Linked DNA regions of Homo sapiens: region 2 is linked to region 1. The links are chromatin contacts, found by Hi-C or POLR2A ChIA-PET in ENCODE. All regions are on one chromosome and are shown on one strand. Each heading gives the region's core, a stretch centred on a gene start or an enhancer-like site at or near the end of the contact. The rest is flanking DNA. Distances are from core to core; before and after follow the strand shown.

Evidence for each region. A loop is a pair of places that touch in the nucleus more often than their neighbours do. ChIA-PET counts read pairs that join two places held with the same protein, here RNA polymerase II (POLR2A). Pooled maps may share reads with other maps.
Region 2: a loop to region 1 is called in a map with no recorded cell type, with 2.7 times the contacts of the local background. The contact joins the promoter of ABHD12B here to the enhancer-like site in region 1. A Hi-C loop is called at or near these places in 2 of 168 maps with a recorded cell type or tissue (naive thymus-derived CD4-positive, alpha-beta T cell and natural killer cell), 2 of 37 single-sample maps with no recorded cell type and 10 of 50 pooled maps. POLR2A ChIA-PET finds 5 or more read pairs at or near these places in 2 of 52 experiments (both activated T-cell).

Annotation. Positions count from the first base shown.
Region 1 is chr14:50,344,744-50,352,602 of GRCh38, forward strand. CDKL1 (cyclin dependent kinase like 1) reads right to left here. Exons shown (of 10, transcript NM_004196.7): 4 at 243-315. Among named protein-coding and RNA genes, the nearest start is that of DMAC2L, 36 kb to the left of the region's middle. RefSeq lists an enhancer at 2,768-3,062. Within about 2 kb of position 2,873, at least 5 of the 41 ENCODE cell types and tissues checked have a DNase peak (open chromatin) inside an H3K27ac peak, as active enhancers do.
Region 2 is chr14:50,866,906-50,874,764 of GRCh38, forward strand. It overlaps ABHD12B (abhydrolase domain containing 12B), which reads left to right and starts at 5,148. Exons shown (of 13, transcript NM_001206673.2): 1 at 5,148-5,373. The coding sequence starts at 5,270.

The DNA of each region.
Region 1 (7,859 bases), core at 1,623-4,122:
TTACATGCAGGAGCCACCATGCCTGGCACTAGTTTCTTAAAATCATAAAAATGCATGTTTTATATAACCTGAGCAAGAAGGAATAGCTAGGTTGGCATTTTTAGCCTATACTTACCCAACCAGGCTTATGAAGATTTGGGTAAAAAATTTTACCCACAGAAGTGTGACATAAACTTTGTACAAGGCTCCACCTCAGCTTAAGGGGAGCCTTGTTGCTTTTCAAAAGAGATCATGAGACTTACATTGTGTTTATGGCAAAAATTTACAGCTTGCAGTGTCTGCCAAGTTATGCTCTTCACGAGATGTTCTGGTACCCTAATAAAAATAAAGCAGCACAAACACATTCTTTAGTGTAGCCATGGAATTCAGCTCAAGAAAAGAAAAAATAAACGAAGATAGGCTTTAGTAGTGAAAAATCTTAGGTGACACATAGTCATCTTACTCATCAATCATTCCATGAATCCAAAATGTAAAAATATGCGACCAGCACACCGCTGAAGTCTAGGGAGAACAGGTTAACAAAAATGCAAACATCTACTTCTTTGGTAAGGACATGAAAACCTACAGGGATTTCAACAAGTATTTATAACCACCTATCTCAAACATCTGTGACACCACTGGGAAACTGCCTGGTAACTTAAGCTCCATTTTCACAAGGAATTTTTTATTGATGTAAAGTTAAGTTACTATTCAGCACAAAAGATGCTGTTTATTTTCTCAAGTTGCCCCAAACAGACAGCCTTGAAGCAGGACTCATCTTCCATGTGTGGGCATGTGGTCTCTCAGAGCAGCATTGCTGTTGTTTGTTTGGTTTTTTAGATAATGAAGACTTTACTGATTATAGCAAAGAGCTTTACATTGCAAACCATTCTATTTGTTTTTTAGCATCCCAGATCTGCCCTACCAGGGTCTTGATGCAGTCTCTCTTGCTCCCCCATCGTAAATTGTTATTAAATGTTAATAATAATTTAAAAACCTGAGGCATCCTGGTTCTTTCCCTATGCTGCCATGGCAGCCAGCTGCAGCCCAGGTACATCTTTCTACTCTCTCCTCCATCACCACAGCTAAACTTCAAGCCACTGCTCCCAGTACTTCTTCCCTGACTCACATCTTTTATTACCAGGGCAACCAGTAGTTCCAGCAGGTACTTTGTGTGAATTAGAAAGAGGCATCTCGCCTGGAAACATTTAAAACAACAACAAACCAAGGCAGGGAGTGTAAGAAACGAACCACAGAGAGAGTGCATTTATTTTCTGAGACCCCAACCCACTGGCTGGACTTACTGTTTTGATAAACATTCCACAGTGTTGCTGTGGTCCTCAGCCAAAACGAATAAGTAAATCAGGGAGGAAGCTCTTGAGTAGCTGTGTTAAGGGGACTACAAAAAGTCACTTGTAGCCTCTGAGAGAGGCTACAAGGCCACTGTTGTCACAGGCCAGACGTTCAGGAAATCCTTTCAAGCAGATCAGGGGGTGTTTGAACAGAGAGTGGGATCACATGAAGGAAAGGAAGAGGCCACTTCCAGGAAGGCTAGTTGGGACATTGCTGGACCAGGTCTATGTCCCTGTGTTTGAAGTTGCTTCTCTCCAAATTCTCTTTTCCTTGTTTGAGCGGCATATAGGCATAGATGCTAGAAAAAGTCACTGTCGAGAAAAAAGGCTTAGAAAAATGCAACTAAGATGAGACATTAGGGGGAATGCTTTTCCCCAGCCTCCACTTTTAATTTTTTTTTTTTAGGGTCAGGGTCTTGCTGTGCTGCCCAGGCTGGAGGCAGTGGTGCTATCATAGCTCACTGAACTTTGGACTCCTGGACTTAAGGGATCCTCCTGCCTCAGCCTTCCCAGTAGCCTCTACATTTTGTCCAGAAAAATGGAATATATTTTGATTATTCAATAAATTAAATTTTTGGTTTTTTTTTTTTTTTTGAGATGGAGTCTTGCTCTGTCACCCAGGCTAAAGTGCAGTGGTACAATCTCAGCTCACTGCAAACTCTGCCTCCCAGGTTCAAGCGATTCTCCTGCCTCAGCCTCCAGTAGCTGGGATTACAGGTGTGTGCCACCACACTCAGCTAATTTTTGTATTTTTAGTAGAGACAGAGTTTCACCATGTTGACCAGGCTGGTCTCAAACCCCAGACCTCAAGTGATACGCCCACCTCAGCCTCCCAAAGTGCTGGGATTACAGGTGTGAACCACCATGCCCGGCCTGCAAATTAAGTATTAATATAGGGTTACCAGTACCAGGCAACTTTAGTTCCTACAAACATTTCCCCAAATAAATTATATAAAAGGAGCATATAAAAGTAAATTATAGTTGCATATCATTATTGCTCCTTTAATCCCCAGCACAGCTAATCCCCAGAATTACAAAACTCTCAAATGTAAAAACTCTGTACAAACTACTTAGTGCCATCTTGAACTGGCTACTCACTTCACTTCTTTACTCAGTTTCTTTTCTGTAATGCAGAGGCCTCAGACTCTGAGATCCCTTTTAGCTGAAACACTCATAATAAGAGGGGCCAGTTTTTCACTGTTGGAGAAGGGAGTTACAACTATAAAAAGGGGAAAAATAGATAGAATATATTCTGTGGTGTTGGATTTAGAGAGAGAGAGAGAGAGACAGCGTGAGAGTGCTGTGCTAGAAGGGGTTGATCACCTTATATAGGATGGCCCAGAAAGGTTCTCTGGTTAAGGGAACATCTAAAATAGTGGTTAAGTGGTGAGAAGTGGCCAGATTTGGGCTATATTTTTAAAATAGAGCTTCCAGGATTTTCTGAGGGATTGGATGTGGGAGAAAGAGAAGAATCAAGGAATGACATCAGGTTTTTAGCTTGAGTAACTGGTACACAGTGGTGCCTTTTACTCAGGAGAACACTGGAGGGGAAACTGGTTTGGGGGAAGGGAATGCTTACTGGACACCCAAAGGAAGACTGTGAGTCAGCAATTCTACATTCAGAAGGAAGGTCAGGCTGGAAATATGAGTTTGAGAAGCATAGCATATGGGTGGTATTTGGGGCCTAGGACTGAATGAAGCCAATTAAGGAGTGAATCCAGCTAAAGAAGAGGAGCTCGGAAGGAAGCTGTGAGACCCTTCCCCACAGAGGAGCAGAAAGAGGAAGGGGACCCCACAAGGGCACCTGAGTTGAGAGCATCAAGTGAATAAGACAACACTCAGGAGAATACAGTATCACAGGACCAACTGAAGAAAGTGTGTCAAAGGACTTCTGAATTAAGATGATGGATTAAGCAAGCCCAGCTAATTTTGTTCCCTCCTGAAACCTGACTAGAACTACGCTGAAGACTTCTAAAGACAAAACCTCACAAGGTCAGAGAGGACAGGAGAAGAGATAACAGCAACACAATGTGGAATCCAGAAAGCAACTGAATGAAAGATAATTAACTTAACAATCCTAGAAAGCGAAAATCTAAGCCAGGAGAGGGAAGGTGGAGAACCAACCAATTCATCCAGAAAGAATCCTCAAAAGGCTCGGGAAGTAGCAGCCAAAGTCTCTATGGAACTAGGAGCTAAGGAGTATGGAAAAAACTGTTTAGAAAATAATTAAATCCCTAGATCCCCTCCTCTATCATTTGCCCATAGGGAAACACTCTCCACTACTGGGCAGAAGGCTGGAGCTTTGTTTCTGGAAAGGATAAAGCAGAGGACATTTGGCATACGTGAGATTGTGGATACCGTTCTGAAAATGTGGATACTGTTCTGAAAACAGGGGATTAAAGGACTGTACACATACAAAATGCTGAATGCTGGGATTCCCCACCCCTCTTCCCTCACTAGACTCTGGGAAACCCGGCAGGCAGACTTCACTCTCCAGGCACAATATTCAAAGACTTTTTTGGGAGAAGCTCAGAGGGAAAGCTCTGAAGATTCTGACACTGGGGTTCCACCAGCAAATGGCCCAGCTAGAAAACCATAGTGAAGCTCAGAGCTTCCAGTAGTTCCTTGTTCTTAACTATGAGCATATAACCAGAGACTATATGATGCCCAAGAAAAGCCTCTAATAAGAAAGTAGAAGACCAGAACAAACAGAAAAAAGCAACTTAAAAGAAACAGAAATTATGGAGGATGAAGAGAACATTTTTAAATACCATTAATATCCTCAGAGAGAACAGGAAAGCTGTTGTATCCATGAAATAAGAACAGGATACTACAAGAAAATGGGAGGACCAGTTCAAGAGTCCACATCCCAATAATAGAGGGTACAGAAAAAGAAAATAGGTAAAACAATGAACAGGAAGTCAATAACAAAACAATTCAAAAATTTTTTTCTGAGGCAGAAAAGGCCCAGCAAGTGCCAGGATAATGGATGAAAATCAAGACACACTCATGAGTTTCATAATCAAAAACACTGAGCACAAAGAGAATCTCCTACAAGTTTCTGGAAAAAGAAACAGGACTTCACAAGAGAGCAGAAAATAGAATGGCATCAGGCTTCTTGGCACTAGAAGATAGAAGACACTAAAATAATGACTTCAAAAATTTGAAGGAATATTATCTTCAACCAAAAACCAATAAACAAGCCTATATCCAAACAAAATACCAAACCAGTGTGAGGATAGAATAAAGCATGTGAGGGCAAGGTCTCAACCTCTTATTTGTTCCTGTACCTCTCATCTGCTCTTTCTCAGGAAGCCCCTCATGGATGCAGTCCACCAGAAAGGAGCAGTCCATTATCAAAGAAGATTATGTGGGCTGGAGACCCAATGCAGGAGGGAAGCAGCAGGAGTTTCTGGGAGGATGGCAGAGGGAGATGACGGGATAACTGCACTCCAGGTGGCAAAAGCAACCCATCCTGACAGGACAGTGTGACCCAAGAGCCATGCACAGTAAGGGGTATCATCGCCATGCCCTCTGCCTCATGCAATCTTAAATAAATATGAATATATTCAACAAACTTAACAGCTCTGGAAGAGTCTGGGTGACTGGCTGGACCCTTCAGGCTAAGGCAGATGTTTTGATGTTCTTTGTTCTTCTCTCTTGTCTTTTTGTTGTTGTTGTTGTTGTTGTTTGTTTTTTGTTTTGTTTTTTTGAGACGTTGTCTCCCTCTGTCACCCAGGCTGGAGTGCAGTGGTGCTATCTTGGCTCACTGCAACTTTCTCCTTCTGGGTTCAAGCAATTCTCCTGCCTCAGCCGCCCAAGTAGCTGGGATTACAGGCACACACCACCACACCCAGCTAATTTTTGTATTTTTAGTAGAGATGGGGTTTCGCCACGTTGGCCATGGTTGGCCAGGCTGGGCTCGAACGCCTGACCTCAGGTAATCTGCCTGCCTTGGCCTCCCAAAGTGCTGGGATTACAGGTGTGAGCCACCGTGCTTGGCCAATACTTTTTTTGCAGAAATGGGGGTCTTGCTGTGTTGCCCAGGCTGGTCATGAACTCCTGGGTTCAAGTGATTCTCCTGCCTTGGCCTCCCAAAACACTGGGATTATAGACATGAGCCACTATGCCTGGCCTAAGGAAGATGTTCTTAAAATTGTAGCCCGTGCTAGCAAGGCTAGGGAACTCATTCCACCTTAAGATATTTGTTTCCACATTGGTGGTAAATAGTGGTTGTGGCTGAGCTCTAGGGCAGAGTGGGGAAGGGCTAGAACAGGTATGAAGAAAAGGGGCTCAATTCCTTCTCATTCTTTACTCCCTTTAATAGCTCTTCTAGCTCAAAAGCAAGCTCTCCTTTCAGAGCAATCATACATAAGCTCAACCTTAATCTATGAGAGAAGAAGGGGCTTGAGCTTTTCTCCTGGGCCTGGTTCTTCTCTGCCATGGGATTAGGTGATTGAACTTTAGACGAGCCATATATATCCCCAGCTTTTCTTCCTAGTAAATAGTACTCCAAGGGAGCTGGACAGGATCCAACTTGGGCCTTTTGGACTCCCAGCCAGCTGGGCCTGGTCTGGTGGGCTTTAAAATCCTGAAGATATCAGCTCCCCCGACCTAGAAATGAGAGTCGGGCAAGGTATGAGAAAATCAAGCAAGGATCCTCCCTTTCTTTTCTGTCCCACACCAAGATGGAAGGGGCTCAAGAAGGCACTTCCATAGGTAGTCAGGTGGTCTTCCTTGAGGCCTTCAGTTCAGTTGCCTTGTTGAGAGCTCCAGTTGTTCCTCCAGAGCCCACTGGGCTGTTGCCCAGCTCCCCAGAGGCACTCCTTCTGGGGAGGGCAGAATGGAATCCATCTTTCGCTAGTGGGAAGATGTGGAGAATGGGCACACTGCTGAGCTCTCCACTGGTGTGACCTCATGGCATTCTTCCTGCCTGCTTTGTGAATTTTGTTTCACCCCCCAGGAACATAAAGGGTTCCCAACTGCTTGATTCTAAGGAAGGGTGTGGGCGGGAGAGGGGGGTGTCATTTGAAATCCCTGGAGTCTAGATTTCTGTGTGATTATATCATCTTTTTAACCAGTTAGAGATGGATGTACTTGGTCAAAATAAGCAAGTAAACCCAGAAAGAGGAAGACAAATCCAGGAAGTAATGAATCTGACCACAGAGAAATGCGGCAGGAATTACAAGGATGATGGCAAAGGGAAATCCAAGGGATACAGCTGGACAGCAGGTCTTGAGTACAACAAGCCAGACAGAAGGAAAAGGAGGTTTAAAGGCCAGACATTACCAAGAAAAAAAAATGGAACTGATGGATTACCTGATGTAACTATCCTGTGAAAATGTACATTGAGAGGCTATTAAAATGAGTTGGGGTGGGGCGCAGTGAGTGGCTCATGCCTGTAATCCCAGCACTTTGGGAGGCTGAGGTGGGCAGATTGCTTGAGCCCAAAAGTTTGAGACCAGCCTGGGCAACATGGTGATATCCCATCTCTACAAAAAATACAAAAAATTAGCCAAGCGTGGTGGCAGGCACCTGTAGTCCCAGCTACTTAGAAGGCTGAGGTGGGAGGATTATTTGAGCCTGGGAGGCGGAGGTTGCAGTGAGCTATGATTGGGCCACTGCACTCCAGCCTGGGTGACAGAGTGAGGCCTTGTCTCAAAAAAAAAAAAAAAAAGGTCAGGGGAGGGAATTAGCAACAAGATTAAAGAATGTCAAGCAAATTTTAAAACAAGGCAAGTGTTAATTTGAGGAAAAAGTACAAAAGGAAGCCATAGTATGGTACAATGCTCAGCTATAAGTAATATTTACATAGGCACAATAATGGGAACAGTGAACATTAATGTAACTATTTTGGAGGATTAGAACAGGAAGCAGAGGAGATAGTGATTTCAGGGAGCTAAATTTTCATCTCTCACAATAGAAAGGCTTTGATGTCTAAAAATTGATATTTTGAGATATATTAATCACTCTTTTACATTACATTATACTGCTGGATTTGATTTGCTAATAATTTTGCTAAGGATTTTTTACCTAAATTCTTGAGGAATATTCATCTGTCATTTTCTTTTCTAGAAATGTCTGTCTGGTTTTGGCATCAGCATATAGTGGCCTCATAAAATGATTTGGGAAATGTTCCTTCTCATATTTTCTGAAAGAGTTTGGGTAGGGTTACTATTATTTCTTCCTTATATGTTTGATAGAATTCATACATCAAATATTTTAATAATAGAGCCTAAGGTAGCACAATTATAAGAAAAAATATATATATATAAATCCATATCTTTGGTGAGAAAGTAAATTGGTTCTGTCTGGCAAAATTTACAACTCAAAAGTACCAATTTGAGAACTTCTAAAGGAAAATTACAAAAGAAGAAAAATCTATTTGTAGGAAAATTTTATACCAGAATCATTATCAAACCAAACACTGAAAATGACCTCAGTATTCAACCAGAGAGGAATGGTGAGACATAATAAACTTAATGTAATATTTTACAGTCATTGACAATAGATCTAAAAATTATAATG
Region 2 (7,859 bases), core at 3,898-6,397, 520 kb after region 1:
TGTAGGCTTCCAAAGCTAGATACTATATAAAATATACAAATAAAGACATATCACCCGAAGGCTTAATCTTAATGTTTTCTAGAGGGAATACTGGGCTTCAGAAAACAGAAGAATCAAGATAAATGTCAAGTTTGTGGTTAGGGAAACTTGGTGTATGATGATCCTGTTCTTCAAGATAGGGAATTCTGCAAGTGGTACAGGTTTGGAGAAGGAAGGAGAGCAGATGACTTTAGTGAAGTGCCACATTCTATACCTTTTTCTGGGAGACTTTCAAAGATCATTAAACAAGAAAAGATTTTGAGATATGGAATCTTGGCCAAATGAACATATTATTACTGTGTTTAGCCCAGAGCTTCCCAAATGATTAAACATAGTGTTGATCTAAAGAAAGAAACTGAGGCAAAATTAATATAGGGAGCGAGTTTATTTGGGCCAAGGTTGAGGAGTGCAGCCTGGGACACAAAGGAAGTGTGAAGGACGAATAAGGAGAGGGGGCAGTTACAAAGGTTGTTTGCAGGGGATTCTCATTGGTTCACAGAAGTAACATTGATTAGTGATTAGCTATACATTGTTGAACTCTAAGGTATGAGTTACGGTGTCCAGCATATGGGATTGTTAGGTTAATTTATGGCTGCTTAACATCACTCAGCGTAGAGCCCACATAGCAAGAAGAGATTACTTAGCTCAAGGGAGGAGTGAGAGGTGACTGCTGTCACATTTCAATGCCTCACTGGGCCAGATAATTCAAAGGGGCTCATACTTCTCAGATAAAAAGTTTCCTTTCTTTCCCAATAGCTTTTAAAATTTTTATTATTTTTTTTTATTGAAACTGAGTCTTGCCCTGTCACCCAGGCTAGAGTACAGTGGCATAATCTCGGCTCACTGCAACCTCTGCCTCCTGGGTTCTGGCAGTTCTCCCACCTCAGCCTCCTGAGTAGCTGGAATTACAGGCATGTGCCACCATGCCTGGCCAATTTTTTTATTTTTAGTAGAGATGGGGTTTTGCCATGTTGGCCAGGCTGGTCTTGAACTCCTGACCTCAAGTGATCTGCCCACCTCGGCCTCCCAAAATGCTGGGATTACAGGTGTGAGCCACCACGCCTGGCCTCTTTCCCAATAGATTTGGAAATCCTGGTGTATACAACACAAGAAGAGAAGCAGAGCTAGGAAGGAACCCTGAGAACAGCTAACTTTTAAGGAATGGCTGGAGGAATTTGGAAAGTAATACCCAGAGAGGTAGGAGGGAGTTGTAACTGCTGGGGTTTAATCCCAGCTCAGTTCTTCCATAGATATTTAGGAAAACCAAATCTCGTGTTTTACTGTAGAAGAGCAAGGACCCTATGAGCCATGTCTGGGAATGTGGAGAGCTCTTTGGAAGAAACGGTGTACCCAATGTACTCAAGCACTTCCAGTTTCAACTGAAAGGGGCCCATGACATTGTCATTTTCTCTTCTCAAAGAAACCACCCCTTTAGCTAAAAGGAAACCCGTATTAATACTCTCAATTCTAAGCACATGAGAATAATCCAACAGCTACTCTTGAAGCTATAATGAATTGTCTTAAAATTAGATCTAATATAGAGGAAGACAATCTAAAACTAACAACATAGAAAAATAAATATTCTGAGTGAGTTAGTTACATCATTCTTTCCCTATCGTCTGGGACTGGACTCAAACTTCCCTTTAATGGTTTATTTCAATCTCAACAATATTAGATTAAAAAAAATTCCTACCTGTGCACGGAAAGCTGAGAAAGGGTAAAAAAGGTACATGGTGCTTATGTTGGTGGGATTGTATAATGGGGTAGCCACTTTGGAAAACAATTTGGCAGTTCCTCAAAAAATTAAACATAGAGTTACCTATATGACCTAGCAATTTCACTCCTAGTTGTACAATAAAGAGATATGAAAACGTAAGTCCACACAAAAACTTGTATGCAAATATTTATAACAACATTATTTACAATAGACAAAAGGTAGAAACAACCCAAATGTCCACCAACTGATGAGTGGATAAGCACAATGTGGTATATCCATACAAAAAAATATTATTCAGCCACCAAAACGAATGAAGTATTCACTGAGATAGCACATGGATGAACCTTGAAAACACTATACTGAGTTAAAGAAGCCAGACACAAAATGCAACATATTGTTTAATTCATTTATATGAAATGTCCAGAATAGGCAAATGCACAGAGCCAGAAAGTAGATTAGTGATTGCTTAGGGCAGGTGAAGGGAGGAATGGTGAGTGCTAATGGGTATAGGATTTCTCTGGGGGGCTGTGATAAAAATGTTCTAAAGTTATTGTAAATAATAGTGATAGATGCACAACTCTGAGAATATACTAAAATTACTGAGTTGTATACTTTAAAATAGTGAATTTATAGTGTGTGAATTTTATGTCTCATAATGCTTTATTTAAAATAAAAGAAAACACAAGGGGGATGCATACTTTCTTTTCAAGATATCTAGGTCTTCAACACCCAACTGCCTTATTACCAGCAGTTTACCTTCACAGCTGTACAGCAGCTGAGAGGTGGTCAGTCTTATTCCCCATTCCCTGTTTTTCCAGAATAATTTTAGGTGGTCAAATTAATCTGTCTCCAATCAAGATTTATTTTTCTGCTAGTGCAAATAACATTCAACTGTTGGTTTCTGATGTATTTGTACCATCAGCTTTGTCTTAACATTTATACAACATGACATAGGACATGTTCATTTATATAGTTTATCTGTACATTTCTTAGGTCACTTTTCAAAAGTCAGGTTTGTTGAGGTATAATTCATATTCAGTCAAATTCACCTGTGAGTTATATGCATTGGTGGATATTTATAGTAACCACCACCACACTTGAGATGTTGACTATTCCCATCACTCTAAAATGTCCCTTCGCACCCCTTTGTAGTCAACCTCCCCTCCCCACCTCCAGCCCCTGCTATCCCCTGATTTAATCTCTACCCTTAAGACACTTTTCATTTCCTGTTCTGTGTTCTCATGGTTCATCCTGAAATGAATCTCTACCAGCTGGGATCCTGATTTGTATCCCTACGGTGCCCAATGTGGTACCTGGTACCTAAAAGGTGCTCAGTAAATGGGTGCTGAATAAATGAATGCATATTTTGTTTTTCAGGTTCTATCAAATCATATGGGAGACTTTGTTCCCTGATTTCCAGGATGTGCCATTTGAAAGGGGCTATTTATACTGGGAAAGACCTTCTTGCAGAGTCTTATGCAACCTTTCAAAAAATGGGCCATAGTGATTTCCAATTTCAGAGATTTTTGCTGAGCATTTCAAACATATCCCTAGACTTGGGGCTTACAACTTTGTTCATCCAGCAAGTAGATGGAAATATCCTCTCTCAACCTGAGCAAGTAGATGGAAATAGACTCTGGGACCATATGCAGCTGTTCTTCTCTCCTCCAAGCTCTCCTCCCCATCTTTGATCCCTCCATCTCCACTTGGCATGGCCCCAGAGTCCCATCCAGAGCTTCCCTGAACAAGTTCTGGGAGATTCCAGACCACGTTTATGAAGAACTCCAAGGGTAGAGCCGACATCTGCTTGAAGCTTTCTCATCATGCAGGTTGTGGCTCTGTGAAAACCCACCTGCTGCTGGCTCATCAGTCAGGCTTGGATCCCATTGGTCCTTTCTGAGCTAATTCCTCTTCTATCTTGATGTGTGTGAATCAGAAACTGAACATTCCAGCCAGGTGTGGTGACAGAGACCTGTAATCCCAGCACTTTGGGAGGCCGAAGTGGGAGAATTGCTTGAGGCCAGGAGTTTGATAGCAGCCTGGGCAACATAGTGAGATCTCATCTCTATACACACAAGCGTGCGTGCGCGCGCGCACCAGGCATAGTGGTGCATGCTTGTAGTCCCAGCTACTTGGGAGGCTGGAGTGGAAGGATTGCTTGAGTCCAGGAGTTCAAGTGAGTTCAAGTACAGTGAGCTATGATTGCACCACTGCACTCCAGCCTCAGTGACAGGGTAAGACCATGACAAGAAAGAAAGAAAGAAAGAAAGAAAGAAAGAAAGAAAGAAAGAAAGAAAGAAAGAAAGAAAGAAAGAAAGAAAGAGAAAGAAAGAAAGAAAGAAAGAAAGAAAGAAAGAAAGAAAGAAAGGAAGGAAGGAAAGAGAAAGAAACAAAGAAAACAAACATTCCCAGAGCAAGTATAAGAGTATTAACAGGCAGTGAACAAAATCCCCCTTTGCCCTGACAGTTCCATGAAATGAGCTAGTACTCAAAGAAAACTTCCCTTTCTTGAAAAGTGTGGGTATTTTCCCCCAGACCATCTTACTATCCTCAAGCAGATGGGTTTCCACGCACTTTCTGGTGCTGACAGCCCCCTGCTGTGCCCTCTGAACACAGACACTACAAAAAACCCATTTCACCTCTTAAGATTTGCACCTTGCCTCCAAGATGAAGCCTTGATGCTGGCATCCGAATGTATCCAAATAAAACCTAATTCCCTTTCTTCCTCCTTTGTCCCCACACATGCAGGCCGTGGCTTCCCTAGAGTAGCTCTGGTAGACAGTTCCTGCTCCTAGGAGACAGTTGCACAATGTAAACCTGCACCAAGATGTAAACCTGTACCAAGGTCAAAGTTTCAAGGTGTGAACTCCTTGGTACAATGATGAGGTTCTGCTACATGCTGCTACGTAAACAAAATACCGAAAAGGTCTTAATTTTTTGCTACATGGAGTAATTGTGTTCATAACCCCACGTGGACAGACAAATCATTAGTAAATCAAAGGGAGCCAAAGAAATTCTTTCTATAGTAAGGGTGACAGGGTGGGGGGCTGTGAGGATTTTGGGGGTGGATGGGGAATTGGAGACAAGGAGGCTTCAGAAAAAGAGAAAAAGAAAAAAGTGAGGTTTAAGTAGAGGAAAGCTTATATTCTTCATGAAAATCAAAAGCTGTGGCGGTCAAACTTTTGTGTTAGTAGTACCATGGTGAAAACATATTTTACTGCGTTGCGCGCGCCTCACACCCACACACACACAGAAGTATAATGGAAATCAATTTAAAATAAAATGTAGCATAGCTAGCTATAAGCTTAGGACATCTGTGTGTGTGTGTGTGGCCGCGAACAGCCTGACCCGGGCGGAGCGCACCCTCGGGCCGCGTCTCCCCCGCCGTACCAGCCTGCCTGACCGCGCGGAGGAGGAGGGCGGGCGCGGTGCCGCCGGGGCGGGAAGGTCGCGGGCGGCTGCTCCGGACTGCAGCTCCCGCGGCGGTGGCGGCGTATCGGGACACGGCGCGGGATGGACGCGCAGGACTGCCAGGCGGCCGCATCGCCCGAGCCGCCCGGGCCCCCAGCCCGTAGCTGCGTGGCCGCCTGGTGGGACATGGTCGACCGCAACCTGCGGTGAGTACCGCCCGGTCCACCCCTGGCCGGGCCCCGACGGCTCAGGCTGCGCGGGGATGGGGCAGGGGGCCAGGGCGCGGCCGAGGCCGCAATCCCCTCTGCTGGCCCGGGCCCAAGGCCCAGCATTGTGGCTTCCGGGGGACCTCGGCGGCCCCCTGAGAACTCTAGGGCTCTTTGGTTGCCCTTGCTATCCTCAGCCTCAATCCCAACCTGGACCAGCGAGACTCTCAGGTTTGGTATTTCAGGAAGTTATAACTTTTGGGGGCTTCTGAAATACAGATGCCAGGGAGATGGTTGAATTCCTACACCAATCTCTATTATCTGACCATTTTGCTAACATACAAGATGGATCTGAATGACATTAGTAATAGTGACAATAGTAATATATGTTGTAATCTTGGACGGGATCCTCTTAGGTCAAGGGCCTATCTGTGTAGGTGGAAAAGAATCAGAAAATCCGTGCCTAGTTCCCTGAGTGTGAACTCCCTGGCATGTATTTAAAGAAAACACCTCCAGTATGCTAAAGATGTACATAGTGTGTTGAAACCATAACTTGGCATTACCTGTGCCAAGTTCTTATGTTGTTTAAGTCTGAAATGTATCAGTGGGTGTTTCGGGTTTTGTTTCTGTTTTCTTCCTCCCATGGATCCTCGGTTTAAACAGTAATCTTAAATTACCTGAATCCACCTGCAACATATTGTCAGTCTTGTTTGCACTGAAGCCAGGTATTGGTTGGAGATCGTGGACCCAGGACACGTGGGTATTTCATTTAGTTTTGTTGGTGTGGGAAGGTATTGGCATTTTTACTTCCCTCTTTCTATTCCTTTTGTTTAATTTGTGCTGATTAGAAAATATCCAAAAATTACATCCAGACACAGGAGACCTCACTTTGGAGTGCCCAGAGTGATGATGACAAACGGGGATCTTTTCTCTCTCTCTCTCTCTTTTTTTTTTCTTTTTTGAGACAAGGGTTTCACTCTGTTGCCCAGGCTGGAGTGCAGTGGCACAATCTTGGCTCATTCCCAGGGCTCCAGCGATCCTCCCGTCTCAGCCTCCCCAGTAGCTGGGACTACAGGCACCTGCCACCACACTGAGCTGATTTTTGTATTTTGTGTAGATATGGGTTTTCACTACATTGTTCAGGTTGGTCTCAAACTCCTGGAGCTCACAGATTCCACCTGCCTTGGCACCCCAAAGTGTTGGGATTACAGGTGTGAGCCACTGCACCTGGTCTCTTTTCTCTTCTATTCCTTTTTATTCTCATTGCAGACAGCAGAGTGCTGGCAGCTCTGCAGGGGCCCAGTCACCTAGAACCCATGCCTCCCAGCTCTGGGTTGGATCTGAACACGTGGCAGAATGTCCTGATTGCACTTGTCAAACTGCATATTAACAGGACTTCTCTCCCAGATGTGGTGATTCTGGGAACGTTGACATCTAATGTTTTTCACTTTGATGGTCTCTGTGGAATTGATGGCTGATTATTTAACATTTATTTGGCAGTAAAGGGCATTTATTAGGCAGAGAATCAAAGTTGCACATCATACTCATAGAGAATAACCCACTTTGTTGATAATGGAGTGGGAGATAGGGAGTTGGGGACCATCTATTACTTGCCTTACTAATTAGTGAAAAAAGTCTCAAGAGACACTTCCTGAAAGAACAAAATACTAGCGTATGTCTTCATCTGAGCAGAAGATTATTGGCTACCATAAGATGTGCTGAGGCTGAGGCCCAGACCCATTTCCACTATCCCAAGTCCTCTTTGATTCTTGGAGCCGGGTTCACTTAGGTGAGCAAACCTTCATGGAGGGCTTGCCATGCCCCTGGCCCTGATCATGGCACTGGAACTAGTGGGATGTGTTGTGAGACCCAAGAACATTTCATCATATGATTTTTTCAGTGGCTATTTTTTAATGCCTTGGGAATCTAGTTATTTATTTTACAAAAATTTTTATCAAATCCAGTTGCTGCTTAAGGTGGGTGGGCCAAGGAGAGTAAGTCTCCACTTTACAACTGGTTTTCTTTAAATTAGAAAAATGAGGCCAGGCATTGTGGCTCACATCTGTAATCCCAGCACTTTGGGAAGCCAAGGCGGGCAGATCATGAGGTCAGGAGATGGAGACCATCCTGGCTAACACAGTGAAACCCTGTCTCTACTAAAAATACAAAAAATTAGCCAGGCGTGGTGGCACATGCCCGTAGTCCCAGCTACTCCGGAGGCTGAGGCAGGAGAATTGCTTGAACCTGGGAGGCGGAGGTTGGAGTGAGCCGAGATCGCACCACTGCACTCCAGCCTGGGTGACAGAGCGAGACTCCGTCTCAAAAAAAAATAATAATAAAAAAAGAAAAATGGAAAATGTGCTCCAGAAGGAAGTTGGGGGAAACCAAAGGTTTATTTTCCTCCTCATTTCCCCCATTCCACCCCAAGTCATTACAATCCTAGATAGTGCTCAGAAAATGTGCAGGAGTAGGCTGATAAATGTGTT